2 separate regions of the Mus musculus genome follow, and region 2 is linked to region 1. Evidence: chromatin loops called from intact Hi-C (ENCODE). Cell type or tissue: left cerebral cortex. All regions are shown on one strand. Each heading gives the region's core, and the rest is flanking DNA. Links, peaks and the distances in the headings are about the cores only.

Region 1 (8,005 bases), core at 1,735-6,734:
ACCTACCCTTCTCTTTGAGTCTTTTTGCAGAAGTGACTACACATACTGAATTTACTGTGCAACAAGACGGTGTCATGGCTGTGGGGACACACAGGACACCTGCGAGCATGTGAGCTTGGTTCCCAGTTGGTGGCACTATTTTAGAGGTGTTGCAAATTTAGGCAGGTCTGAGGTAGCGCGAGCATTGGGAGGTCACACGGGATCTCCTGTCCCTCCCTTGCACTCACTTCCGGTTCTTTAGGAGGAGAACAGCCTCCCTTCCACACGCTCCTGCCACCCTTGTGTTCTGCTCAAGAGCACTGACCTCCCTAAAACCAAGGCTGAATCCTCCGTTGTTTAACTTCTTTCCCTCAGATATTCTGTCACTGTGATGGAAAAACATCCGAGTCACAGTGGAGGTAAAGGGAAGGCTTCACAGAAGGGACGGGGGACATTTGAGCTTAGTTTTCAAGGATGGCCATTAGTTAACCAGTTGATGAGAAGAGCATATAAAGACCCTTATTAAAACATGTCACATCATGACATTGTTTAGGACTTTATGACTGAGGTGACTTGGGATACTGAGGAGACTGTAATTAATCTCTTTTGCTTTCATTGCTCTTAACTAGCTAGTCCTTCTCCATCTCCTTTGCCGTTTCTTATTTCTTTCCCCGAATTTTTAATGTCTGGGTTTCCTTGGTCCTTTCCACTGGCTGTCATGCTTTTATGATATCATTTGGCCTCAAGGACTCCCATCCTATGAGAACCCAGCGCTCTTCTCCACCAGACCATGCCAGAACAAGCATCATCTGTGCATGTGTTTGTGTGTGTACATGTGTGCACATGTATGTGTACTTGTGTATGCATGCATTTGTGAGTATGTGTGCATGTGTTTGTATGTGTATGTACATGTGTTTGTGGATGTGTGTGTGTGTTTATTTGTTTGTGTGTGTGTGTGTGTGTCTGTGCATGTACATACATTTCTGTCTGTGATCCAGAGATTGATGCTGACTATATCTTCCTCTATTACTCTCCATTTTAATTTTTGCAAGACAAGCTCTCTTACTGAAGCTGTAGCTCACCAGTTTGACAGCATCAGTGGCCACCAGACCCCAGAGATTCTCCAGTTTCTCCTTTCCCACTTACAGATGCAGGCTACACAGTCAGCTTTTGATATGGGTGCCAGAGACCTGAACCTGGGTCCTTATGTGGGCATCCTACTGACTGAGGTGTCTTGCCAAAGCCAAGCAAAGAACAGAGGTCGACAGACAGATGATGCTGTTAGGAGCTTGATCTTGGGCTTTCCAGCCTCCATTGTGTGAGAAAATAAATTTACATATTCTAAATCACCTGGTCTCAAATGCTCATATATAACAGCACAAACTAAGTTAGAAAAGACATTGGGTTAACTCCTCACTGTTGGGTATACCAACACCTCTCAGAGGTGGACAATCTAAATTCATTATATCCTCAACATTTGCATTTGTATTTGTGTACTTAAAGACCATTTAGATTGAAAATTTCCAAAAATAAATGGTCAACTTCCTCTACAGCCTGCCACAACCAAAGGCTTCCTTACCTTAGTGGATGCTACTCCAATCCTCTAGTTGTTGAAGCCAGAGTAATAAAATAAGTTATTTTTCTTTGTTGGAGTCAAATTAGCAGAACATAAAATGCATTATTTAACTACTTCATGGTGTGTAACTCAGCACCTTGTAATAAATCCATGATGTTTTGCATATATTACCCAAAGCCATCTTTTCCCTGTGCACCATTCTCTTTGTCTCTCCATCCCCCAGCAAGACCTGGTCCATTTTCTATAGCCTCACCCTGTTCACATAAACAGAATTGTTCTGTGATATGTGTCTTTTGCATCTGGCTTATTTCACCAAGGGCAATGTCTTTATAGTTCATCCATTATATACTTAGAGCCTTTGCAACTATCTCTCTCTCACACCTCAAATCTAACCCATCAAGAAATCCCATTAGACGTATCTCTGAAATGTATCTTGAATCTGAACTCTGCTCACTGCCTCCATCACCTTTGCTTCCTGTGAGGTATCACCATGCTTCCCTGTAGCATAGCGATTGCCTGAAACTCCTGTCCCTGACTTAGCATTGCCTGTCTGTGTGCTTTCCAGCATATCGATCTGATGTGCTCCAAATCTGAATCATGTGTTGCTTCTCTCCTCAAAACCTTGCCATAGCTTCCAATTCTACTCAAAGGCAAAGCTAAAATCTCTACTGTGCCCCACAGGTCACTTGGGATGCCCACAACTTTACCAAGAGCTGATGTGGGTACCCTTCCCATTTGGACCAGCCCATACTCTTCCTTGCTACTGAGCCACACAGGCCTTTTTGCTATTCCTCCATGCATTCATTGTCTTCCTGCTTTAAGGACTTTGTAGTCACTCTTCTTCCTCCCTAGAATGTTGGTCAATCCACGGATTTCTCACTCAGTGATGCCCAGCCAGCCTTCTCCCTCCACACTGGGAACTCCAATGTCCCCCACTTGTATTCTAATATTGCTTATTTTTTCCTGTTTCTTTTAAGTGGTCAATTATCATTCTCCAATTTGTCCTATTCATTATTTGCTTGTTTTTCATTCATTCATTCGTTCATTCATTCATTCTTGTATGTGTGTGCCTCCAACCAAAATGTGAGCTCTACAGACTGCAAATTTTTGTTTCTTTCACCAATGGATTCCAAGAGGCTAGTACAGTAGTACACTTGGCACTCAGTCATTGCTTGAGAAATAGTTGTTAACTCGAAGATGTCAATCAAAATATCAAATAACATTTTTTAGAACTTGCTACCCTTCATTTAATGATTGAGCTGTGTGCCAGGAACTTAGCAAAGGCCATACTTGCAATTTTATCTCGTCTAGTCCTCAGCAATAACTCTGGGAGATGAGTACTTTTCCCACCTCCAGATGAGAGCGCAAAGCTTTCTGGGATCCGATAGCATGCCCAAGATTTCACGGCTCATAAACATTCAAGCATTCTGGACTTTGTTTCTGTTCCATCAGCAACTTCGAATTACTAAGCAATTTGGCAGGGTGAGTTCTTTTTATTTGTTTGTTGTTGATTTGTTCTGTTTTCTTTTAAATAACAGAAAACACTTAACTGGCAGCTTGCTTACAGTTTCAGGGGTGAGCCCATGACGGTATGGGAGGAGGCATGGCAATAGGCAAATAGGCGTAGTGCTGGAACAGAGAGCAATTTCTCCACTGTATTTTCCTCTCCGGCAGATCATCCCTAGTCCCTGCCCCTGCTGCCCCCAGGATGAAGAGTGGTTTCCAGAGTCTCCAGTAATGGGGCACTTTATAAAAGTTAGGTAGGGTTCAGTGGCAGGATGGGAGTGGGTGGTAGCATGGGGAGTCCAGTTCTCATCAACTCTTCACCTAGTCTCATCCACATGGAGCAGATATTAGCTGCACTGTACCTAAAATGCATCAGGTGGCTATCTTTACTCTTTTCAAGGTGAAGGCTAGCTAGCATGCCTCAGGACAATGCCCCATAGAACTAACTGGGGAGCAAGTGAAAGCAGGTTTTTGTTTGTTTGTTTGTTTGTTTGTTTTTAAGTGCTTGGAGAGGTTGTTTTTGTTTTTGTTTTTGTTTTGTTTCCTGACAGAATGCTTTGGAATAAAGAACTCAAATTTTCTCTTCTCTTATAGCTTTAAGGATATGGCCAAACTTAGACCTTTATTTAAGCAGCTCACATCGTGAGATTCTGGGACACTTTTCTGACTTTTTCCCACTAAGAGCTTCAACTTGAGTGCAAAGGTGGTTCCAGAAGATGCTTGAAGACAGCTTTTTGGAAGGCAGTTAATTCAGGTTGCCAAAATTTCCACCCCATGCTGAGCTGGCTCCTCCATGGGAACCCAAAGCCGTCATCCCTTCCTCTCTTGGCATCCCTGAGCGTAGATAAGGAGATAACCTAAGTCTGTTTGTTCCTCCTAACCCAAGTTCAACTTGGGAGAGAATTTCATTTCACAAAAGCACATTCAGATGACTGGAGCTGCCATAGAAGTAAGAGACCCGTTAGACTTGGGCCATGTTGAAGAGTCAAATTCAAGAGTGCTTTAGTATAAACACATTTCTAAGATTTCCTAAGGCCAGCGAATACAGTTATTTTTGATGAAAGGAAATGTGTCGGAATAAAATAGCTGTGAATGCCACAGAGAAATCCTCATAGACGATAAATTAGTACAGGAAGAAATGTGTATGCATTTACTATCAGTTTGACCTCGAGATTCAGCAAACATAGTGTAAGATAAAGGAAGACACAGATTAAAACTTAATACTTTTGATTAAAAGAGCCTCAAGATTATTTGCAGTATCTTTTCTGTCTTTATAGTGATGGAGATACCGTTTGTGGTCTCTGATATGGAGCTGTGCATGTCCCAGCAAGGACCCACCTAATTAACAGGATAGATGGCATTGTGGGTAGACATTTTTACAGAAAAACTGGATCTCAGGAAAGAAGGGTGGGGGTGGGGGTCTGTGCTTTTCTGCTCCATAAGGACAGCTCAGTGTTTACCACCATTGAGTTTTGATGGTCTGCTGTTACTGCACATAGACAAGCACTCTTCTTTGTATCGCCAGGTCTGCTGTCATAAAACATGGCCTCTCTCTTCAAGGATTCAGGTTTTTGAGGATACTATCAGCAAGGGGGCAATGGCCATATCAAAAAGACAGGGTGCTGGGGAGGTGGGCAGCAGGCAGAGAGCTCATGTTGCTAGTGAGGCAGAGAGGTGGCTTCTGAGGAGAGACTCTAATGAGGGGTACCCAGGAAGTGATGTGCATGTGCTGAACTGAAAATGAGCCCCAAATAGGGAACATTTCCATCTTGCCAAGCGGCAGACTGCAACTCACACCGAAGCAGCTACTTCTCTGCCTTACTGCCATCTGTCCGGCTTCTTTCTCCTTTTAGCTCAGTGTTAAGTTCACTAAAAACAAGTGAGGTGTCATGTGTGTCAGGACACTATTTTGTAACATGACTACATTGGTTTGGGAGACTATATGCTTGAGAAAAATCACTTCCAGGGAGGGGACAGAGGTGACACTCTCTCTCTACATTTGCATACCATTTCTAGACAGTGTGTTAATGGGGATAATATGATGGAGCTGATATTTATTCATGTTTTCAGAGGCTAGTGCCAACTTCCCAGACCAGATTTCAGAGTCGAAAGGTGAATTTAAACACACTCTATCAAAGAAAGAAGGTAGAATATAAAGACATAGCCTGGAACACACCCTTCCCTCAGGGTTCTCAGGACTCTCACTGTAGCTCTGTGGTTTCAGCTAATCAGTCAGGGTTTTTTGTTACAGCAGCCTCAGCAAACGAATACATCTACCCAGCTCTGCCTTCTGGGTCCCAGTGGAGGAGAGCCTAGCAAGGTTTGCTCTTACATCTTAGCTATCCACTTCCATCTGTGCTGCCAGGGAAGGAATTTGGGGAACCCAGGGGACTGTTTGTCTATTAAAAATGGTATTGGAGGAGGGTAGAAATTCACAGATTAACTGGCTTTTGTTTTATGGAATGTTGGATAGAGAAGAAAAAGAAACAGCCCCCAGGGATGGTTTAATGATACTTACTCTTAGCCAGGAGTAAAAGAATTCACAAGTTATTGATGGGTTATTTTTAAGACAAAAGGTATTTTTGTGGATTTCCTTTTTAAGTAAAAAAACAAAAAACCCAAAATCCCAAACCATCTTGGAGACTTGGTAGCCTTCTCTAAACCTCAACTCTTGAATCCCCATCCCTAACCACATGCTTGTTTCTAGTTACCCAAGAGCTCAGAATTTATGTTCCTTCAGTGTCAAAGTCATGGATATTTCTTTAAGGGACAGATTAAAACAAAATCCTACATTTATTTAAGAATATGATAAGATATTAATATTGTATTGATATTATTTTTATATTATTTTATTTATACTCATATAATTATCTTTATATTAATTTTATTAGTATTCATATAAAATTGTAAATCAAATTTTATAAATGAAGCAAACTGAAAACAAATACCATGCTTCTACAATAAGCATGGGTTTGGTGAAAAAGGAGTTTGGGGCTGGAGAGATGGCTTAGTGGCTAAGAGCTCTTGCTGTTCTTTTGAGGACCTGGGCTCAGTTCTCAGCACCGCATGGTGACTCACAACCATCTATCTGTAAAGCTAGTTTCATAGGACCTGATATTCCGTTCTGGCCTCCCAAATGGTGTACTCACACACATACAGGCAGAATACTCATATACACATAAATAAATCTTTACAAACAATATATGAGTTTAAGTGAAAAGTTTGACACTTTCTATTTTTCAGCCCATAAACTAGTCACACATCACTGAGTGCTCCATTACGTTTTGTTCTGGTTTGATTATCGTTGCTATGATAAACACCGTGACTAAGAAGCAACTTGGGGAAAAAAGCTCTATTTCAGCTTACAGATTACAGTCCATTGATGAGGAAAATCAGAGCAATAACTCAAGGTAGGAAGTTGATGAAGGCCTGCTTGCTACTCTACACAACTTTACCTCTGAACAAGGAACTCACTTACACCCAACAAAGTACAGCAGAAACCATGACGGAGTATTGCTTCAGACTCATGTTTAACTAGTTGGCTTATACAGCCTAAGTCTATCTACCTAGGGAGTAGTGCTGCCCTCAGTGGGCTGGGCCCACCCGCATCAGTGACCAATGAAGAAAATCCCCCACAGATATGCCCACAGACCAATCTAATCAGGGAAATCCCTCATTGAGATACCCTGAAGGTGACTCTAGGTTGTGCCAAGTTAAAGTTAGCTAGGGCATGTTTTTTTGAAAATAAAAAGCTGAGTGAAGTACGTTAAGTTCTAACATGGTACCACACATACATAGACACAGACAGAGAATAGCTATGGGAAACTTATATGTCAAGTCATAGATGGGTATGGTTTACCCATCATGGATTTGTTTCCTTGTTTTTCTGTGGTGCTGGGGATGGCATGTGGGTTACCTACAGAGTAAACAAGGGCCCCACTACTGTAGTGCACTCAGCCCTATTATTTCATTTGCTTTGTCTTGCAATGACCCATTCCGACTCAAATTGGAAAGTGTCTTAAAATCAAGTGCAAAAGACTTCATTTTCTCCTAGGTACCTAGTTTTAGGGAATTAAATTTACTGAGAGTTTCTGTGAATATGAATCTATCATCTATTATCTCATTGGTTCTTATCAAAACTCAAGGAAGAGATGCTATGATTATCCCCACAAAGATCCTGGAACTTGGAAAATAATTCAAAATGCAAAGTTCCCAGGCAGAATGGGAGAGCTGGCAAGAAAGAGGACTCCAGAGCATTGGATGCTGGACCTAAGCACTCAAGATTCAGTTTAGGATTCCTTCCCTGCAGTATAACAATTATCCAGACCAGCACAACCCAATGGCTATGTAGAGGCTAACCTGCTGAAGGGAAGTTTATTACTGAGAGTGAAACCAGCAAAAGATTTCAGACATCCTGTTACCACGGAGGAAGAGCTCCTGGGGACCACTGCCGCTTTAATCTCTTAGGGCAAAGGATGCATGAGAGAGAAGAATTCTGTGCTTTAGAAAGAGTGGTTCTCCTTGTTGTGGGTGATCATATCTTAATCCATTTTGCTCCAGTCTCTCTTCCAATGTCCCCTGCAGTCACTGTGTTTATGACACAGCTTCAGGAGAGCTGTGTAGGCACTTCCCAGGTCCCCTTGCCCCTAGGAATGTGTCACTTACCATGAAGCAGGCAGGGAGGCAGAAGCACCCCACACCAAGTCAGGTTGACTTTGTAGAACTTGGTGCCTTTGGTTCCAATCAACCAAGCCCCACCCCACCCTGTGGCAATAGCTGTGCAGAAGTGTCCCTGCTGGGATGGGGCAGTCACACGTGAGGTTGGCCACTGCCTAGTCACTGTGGCTTGCTGCTTTGACTTTATCCTATCCATTTGGTACACTTTGATTCACACCCATTTTCCTCCTCTCTCGAGGACTGCCTCCACAAACCCCAGTGTTGAGA
Region 2 (5,000 bases), core at 1-5,000, 440 kb before region 1:
AGGTTCTGATGTCCAATAATTCTAAACAATGCTCAGTGATTATTTGTCCTTTATTTATTTATTTATTTCTATTTATTAGTGACTTTTATTTGTTTGGGGTTCCCTGTGTCATTGAAGCTCCCCCAGTGGCTCTGTCCCAGCCCAGCTGTGTGCACGCAGTCCGGCTCGTCCTGCTGGGAGTTTAACTTCACAGCATCTCCTCTCTATTTCTGAGATGCATTTTGCACAATTTATTTAGATTTACTTTTCTTTTTCCTACATCACTGGCATTTAGCGTGACAAATTCTGTGTGACAGTGTGTCTCTGTAGCCTAGGCTAGCCTTGAACTGGAGGCTATCTTCCCTCAGCCTCCCGAGGGCTGCGATCACACTCAGGTGCCACTATGTCTAGCTAGCCCTGGGTCCCCTCTAACCCTGCTCTTGGACTTGTGCTCACTTGGTTAACTCTATTCCAGCAGTCGTCCCCATACATTCTGATAAAGTCTGCCACCTACAAGAATCTCTTACTGTATGTCAGTCATACATAATACATTTGTATATATTTTAAAAGAGCCAGTAGGAGAGGAGAGATGTGATTTATTTTGGAAGCAATGCTTCTTGTGAGCAAAGGAAATTCCGAGATTTTATTTGGGCGCTTATACATATTCATAGGAGTGCTTTAGATTGGGCACAGCCCTGAGCATGCTCATTAGAGGGTATGTTCCTCAGCATGCCCAGTTTAAGGTTGTAATCGAAGAGGGAAACATGGTGGACACATTTGGAGTTGGTTTCTGTTGTGGCACATGTACCTCTGGGCTTGCTCAGCTTGCCCTTGGCCATATTTTTAATGCCTACCTTAATTTCCTTAAGCTTAGGAATGTCATATTCTTATGTTCTGTCATTTTCAGTATGTGAAGTCTTTGTGAGTCTAATCCCACTGTTGCTGTCTCCCGCTCGTGTCTCTCTCAGGTCCCTGTATGATGTGGTTTTGACTGAGGTCGAGTTTTCAGAACTTTATTCGTGTGAGTGATTGGTGTGGTCCTTTAATCTTTGAGCTTTCTTTGGTTATATGCTTGGTTGTATTTCTAGCCCTGGACCATTTTATTCTAAATTCACAGATTTATTTATTTATTTATTTATTTATTTTTTGGCTATCTGATAGAATGGTTTAGTCAGTAAATTTACATTAATGAATTACATTACAGAATAAATTTTATGAATTCTTAAGAGAGATTTTTCCCCCTTCATCTGGTTCCAAGTTCTGATGTGTGCATTTTCTTTTCTTTCCCCTTTGGTTGAGGTAATGCTATTTCTGAATTCTGTTCATATTAGGGGTCAAGTTCTTTGTGGTCTTAGGTTTGTCTGGAGCGTGGTGGGGGGCTCTGTCCTGGGCAGCTCCGCCCCATCCTCCCCTTTTCTGTGTGTCATTTGAGAGCATGAAAACGAAAGCTTATGTTTAGATTATCTGGCTTAGGAAAATGTCCCGAGGGCTCTGTGTACCTTTGTGGATTCCACTTTCACTTCGGTTTTGGCTTCTGAATTTTATTTCCTTTGTTTCTTGGCAGCATATTGATATACTTTAAATTCTGCTTTTAACAAATATTTTATTCAACACAGAGAGTAGGTGTTACTTGATATTTCTTTCCTTTTTTATAATTTAATTGTTGATGAGCAACTATATCAGGCTTTATCTGTCCAATAAAATACTTAATATTTTATACTTAAATCTGATGTCATAAGTCCATGACATGCAGTTGTGATGGTAGGCTACCTTAAATATGGAATTAAAGAGATCTCATTAGGTGCCTGCTGTGTGGATCTGTGCAGCTGGAGAGACAGCCGTGAGCCGTGACACTGCTGTTCGGCTGCTGTGTGTCCCTTAGCAGACCACAGAGCTTCCCTGAGCCTCAGTTCCCGCCACAGGAGGACAATGGTTCTTGACCTTCTTCCCTTACAGAGGAGCTGCTCGGCTGAGCCAATGACAAGCGGGCTGGCACTACTTTCGTGGAGATTATGGTAAAATCTTTGATTCCGGTAATTTCACCGGAGTATGTGAGACGAGACATCGTTGACTGCCATCCTTGTTCTCCTCAAATCAACTTCACTTCTGTGTTCTTCAATTACTTTCCTCTTTGTGTGATCTCAGTGAAATGGAGAGCACAGAGCATGTGTCAAATGAATCTTTCACTAAGAAAGATTCATTTGACACATGTAAGTGGCCCTGCATAGCTTTACATTTATACATGATACAACATTCATGTGCGTGTGCGTGAGTGAGGGTGAGTGTGTGTGTGTTCTCATGTGCAGTTACGTATGTGCCCGTGGAACAACCTTGGCATCATTTCTCGGTTACTGTCCATCTTTATGTTTCTCAGAGCCTTTCATTTGCCTGGAATCTCCAAGTAGGTGAGGCTGGCCAACCAGTGAGCCCCAGGAATCCCTGTGGCCCTGGGGATTGAGCTCAGACTGTTGGCTTACACGGCGGCAAGCTTTACACACGAATTTATCACCACAGCCCACACTTCAGTGATTTAAGGCATCAAAATGATAGAGAATAGTAAAATCCCAGAAAATATGGGAATGGGTAAGGAACATTTTTACAAAGTAAATGTCTGGCTGGATATAGTGGACAGAAGAGAGATGGTCTCAAAAAAGTCCAAGGCAAACAACCCAAGTCAGTTGTTGCCTGGTAACTCGCGATTCTGTGCTGGACAGCAGAGGGCGCCCTCGCCTCACCCTTTGATTTCCTGAGGCCTACCTTGGAGTAGGTAACAGAAGTACCTACTCATCTAGGCCTGAACAGGATTCGAAAACAGTTTTTCCTTTGTCCTTGGCTTAGTGAATAAAATCCCCTCCCCTCTGGGGCTTCCCCTGAGTGTGATGAGCCGCCATGGCTGCCTTGATGCTCACCGACACCCCGACACCCCCGGAGGCTCTTTGGACCGATCTGCCCTTGCGTCTGGGGCTCGTAGGATACTGCTAATAAATTAGCTGCTTGGGCGGCTTGATTGTTGTGGCAGGTCTGTGCTTGTGACCTTTGTTAAAGATGCATTTAACTGCTTTCTTTAAGGAAAAGCACGATGTGATATATTAAACAGTGGTAATCGGTACTCTGAGCCCTGCGACAGAAGTTCACGAAGTATCATCTAATTCAGTTTGGCTAGCCATTTCAGATCAGAGGTAGAGTTAAGTTTTTTTTTTCTTCTTAAAAGTTAAATTCTTTATTTTTTATTTGTTAATTTTTTTTACACTCCATATTTTATTCCTCCTCTCCCACCCTCCGGCTGTTGCACATCCCACACCTCCTCCCACCCACCTGTCTCCACATGGATGTCCCCACCCCCACCCCACCTGACCTCTAAACTCCCTGGGGCCTCCAGTCTCTTGAGAGTTAGGTGCATCATCTCTGAATGAACACAGACTCGGCAGTCCTCTGCTGTATGTGTGTTGGGGGCTTCATATCAGCTGCCTGATTGGTGTTCCTATCTGAGAGATCTTGGGAGTCCCGGTTAATTGAGACTGCTGGTTCTCCTACAGGATCGCCCTTCTCCTCAGCTTCTTTCAGCCTTCCATAATTCAACAACAGGGCTCAGCTGCGTCTGTCCATTGGTTGGGTGCAAATATCTGCATCTGATTCTTTCAGCTGCTTGTTGGGTCTTCTGGAGGGCAGTCACGATAGATCCCTTTTTGTGAGCACTCCATTTGTGAGCCTCAGTAATAGTGTCAGGTTGGGACCTCCCCTTGAGCTGAATCTCACTTTGGGCCTGTCACTGGACCTTCTTTTTCTCAGGCTCCTCTCCATTTCCATCCCTGTAATTCTTTCAGACAGGAACAATTATGGGTCAGAGTTGTGACTGTGGGATGGCAACCCCATCCCTCATTTGATTTGTCTTCCTGCTGGAGGTGGGCTCTATAAGTTACCTCTCCCTACTTAGATTTAATTTTTTAAAAGATTTATGTATTTATTATATGTAAGTACACTGTAGCTGTCTTCAGACGCACCAGAAGAGGGCTTCAGATCTCATTACGGATGGTTGTGAGCCACCATGTGGTTGCTGGAATTTGAACTCAGGACCTTTGGAAGAGCAGTCGGGTGCTCTTACCTGCTGAGCCATCTCACCAGCCCCCTAGATTTAATTTTTAATAATATTGTGTATGCAGAATAGGTTCACAAAATGAGAACATAAACAATTTTGTGTGTTTTCATAAGTGATCTCTGAATTTCTTATGACTATTATTATTTTTTTAGTATAGAATAGAGTTTATTTAGGACATGGGAAGGGGAGAGGAGAAGGGAGTAGAGACAGAGAGAGAAAGGGAGAGGGGAGAGGGGAAGGGAGGGGAGGGGAGGGGAGGGGAGGGGAAAGAAGAGGCCAGCCAGGAACATGGGGTGGGGGGGAGGGGAGAAGGGGGTCAGAGAGGGAAGAAAGTCAGAGAATAAGAGCTCTTATACCTATTATCCTGAGTAGTTTATCTGGCTTTGAAACTAGCTGGCTTTCTGAATGAACAGATGCAGCTGTGTTCCATTCCATCTCTAAGAGTTTATCTTTCAGATGAGGAATTTTGAACACATGGATTTTATTGTGTAATGGCATCCATCTTGTTTCTCATATATTATTTAGAATTAGAGAGAGAGAGAGAGAGAGAGAGAGAGAGAGAGAGAGAGAGAGAGAGAGAGAGAAGAGAGATTGAGAGGGCAGGGCAACCGAATATAAATGAGAACATAGTGAATGAATGTGTGTGTGTTTGGGCAGTGAAGTCACAGTTAGCGACAGCTCATTCTCTGTTTCCAGATAGGATTTTGGCACAAAGAATACTTAAAAGAGGATTGTTAACTTATTTAATTGTGTGTGCATGTTTACACGTGTAAATGCACCTGTATATGTTTATGAAGCCAGAAGAGCACGTTATGTGCCTTCTTCTGTCATTCCCCACCTAGTTCTTTGAGGCAGGGTCTCTCCCTGAATTTGGCACTCAAGTTGTCTTTGATACCGTAAGGTGGTAAGTCTAGAGATCTTCTGT

What was found. Peaks named below come from ENCODE experiments on the same cell type or tissue, not always from the same donor. Only the 100,000 strongest peaks of a DNase experiment are listed, where the experiment ranks them.
Region 2: a loop joins it to region 1, with 2.1 times the contacts of the local background. A loop is called at or near these places in 5 of 42 quality-filtered maps.

What each region holds. Positions count from the first base shown.
Region 1 is chr9:22,995,540-23,003,544 of GRCm38, forward strand. Gm36743 (a long non-coding RNA gene) reads left to right here and starts at 895. Exons shown (of 8, transcript XR_379189.2): 1 at 895-3,037. In left cerebral cortex, for the core only: no CTCF peak of the experiment used is centred there; a DNase peak (open chromatin) is centred at 4,854.
Region 2 is chr9:22,554,863-22,559,862 of GRCm38, forward strand. All of the region lies in intron 5 of Bbs9 (Bardet-Biedl syndrome 9 (human)), which reads left to right. Among named protein-coding and RNA genes, the nearest start is that of Bbs9, 82 kb to the left of the region's middle. In left cerebral cortex, for the core only: a CTCF peak has its summit at 2,683 (motif pointing right); DNase peaks (open chromatin) are centred at 661, 2,423 and 2,698.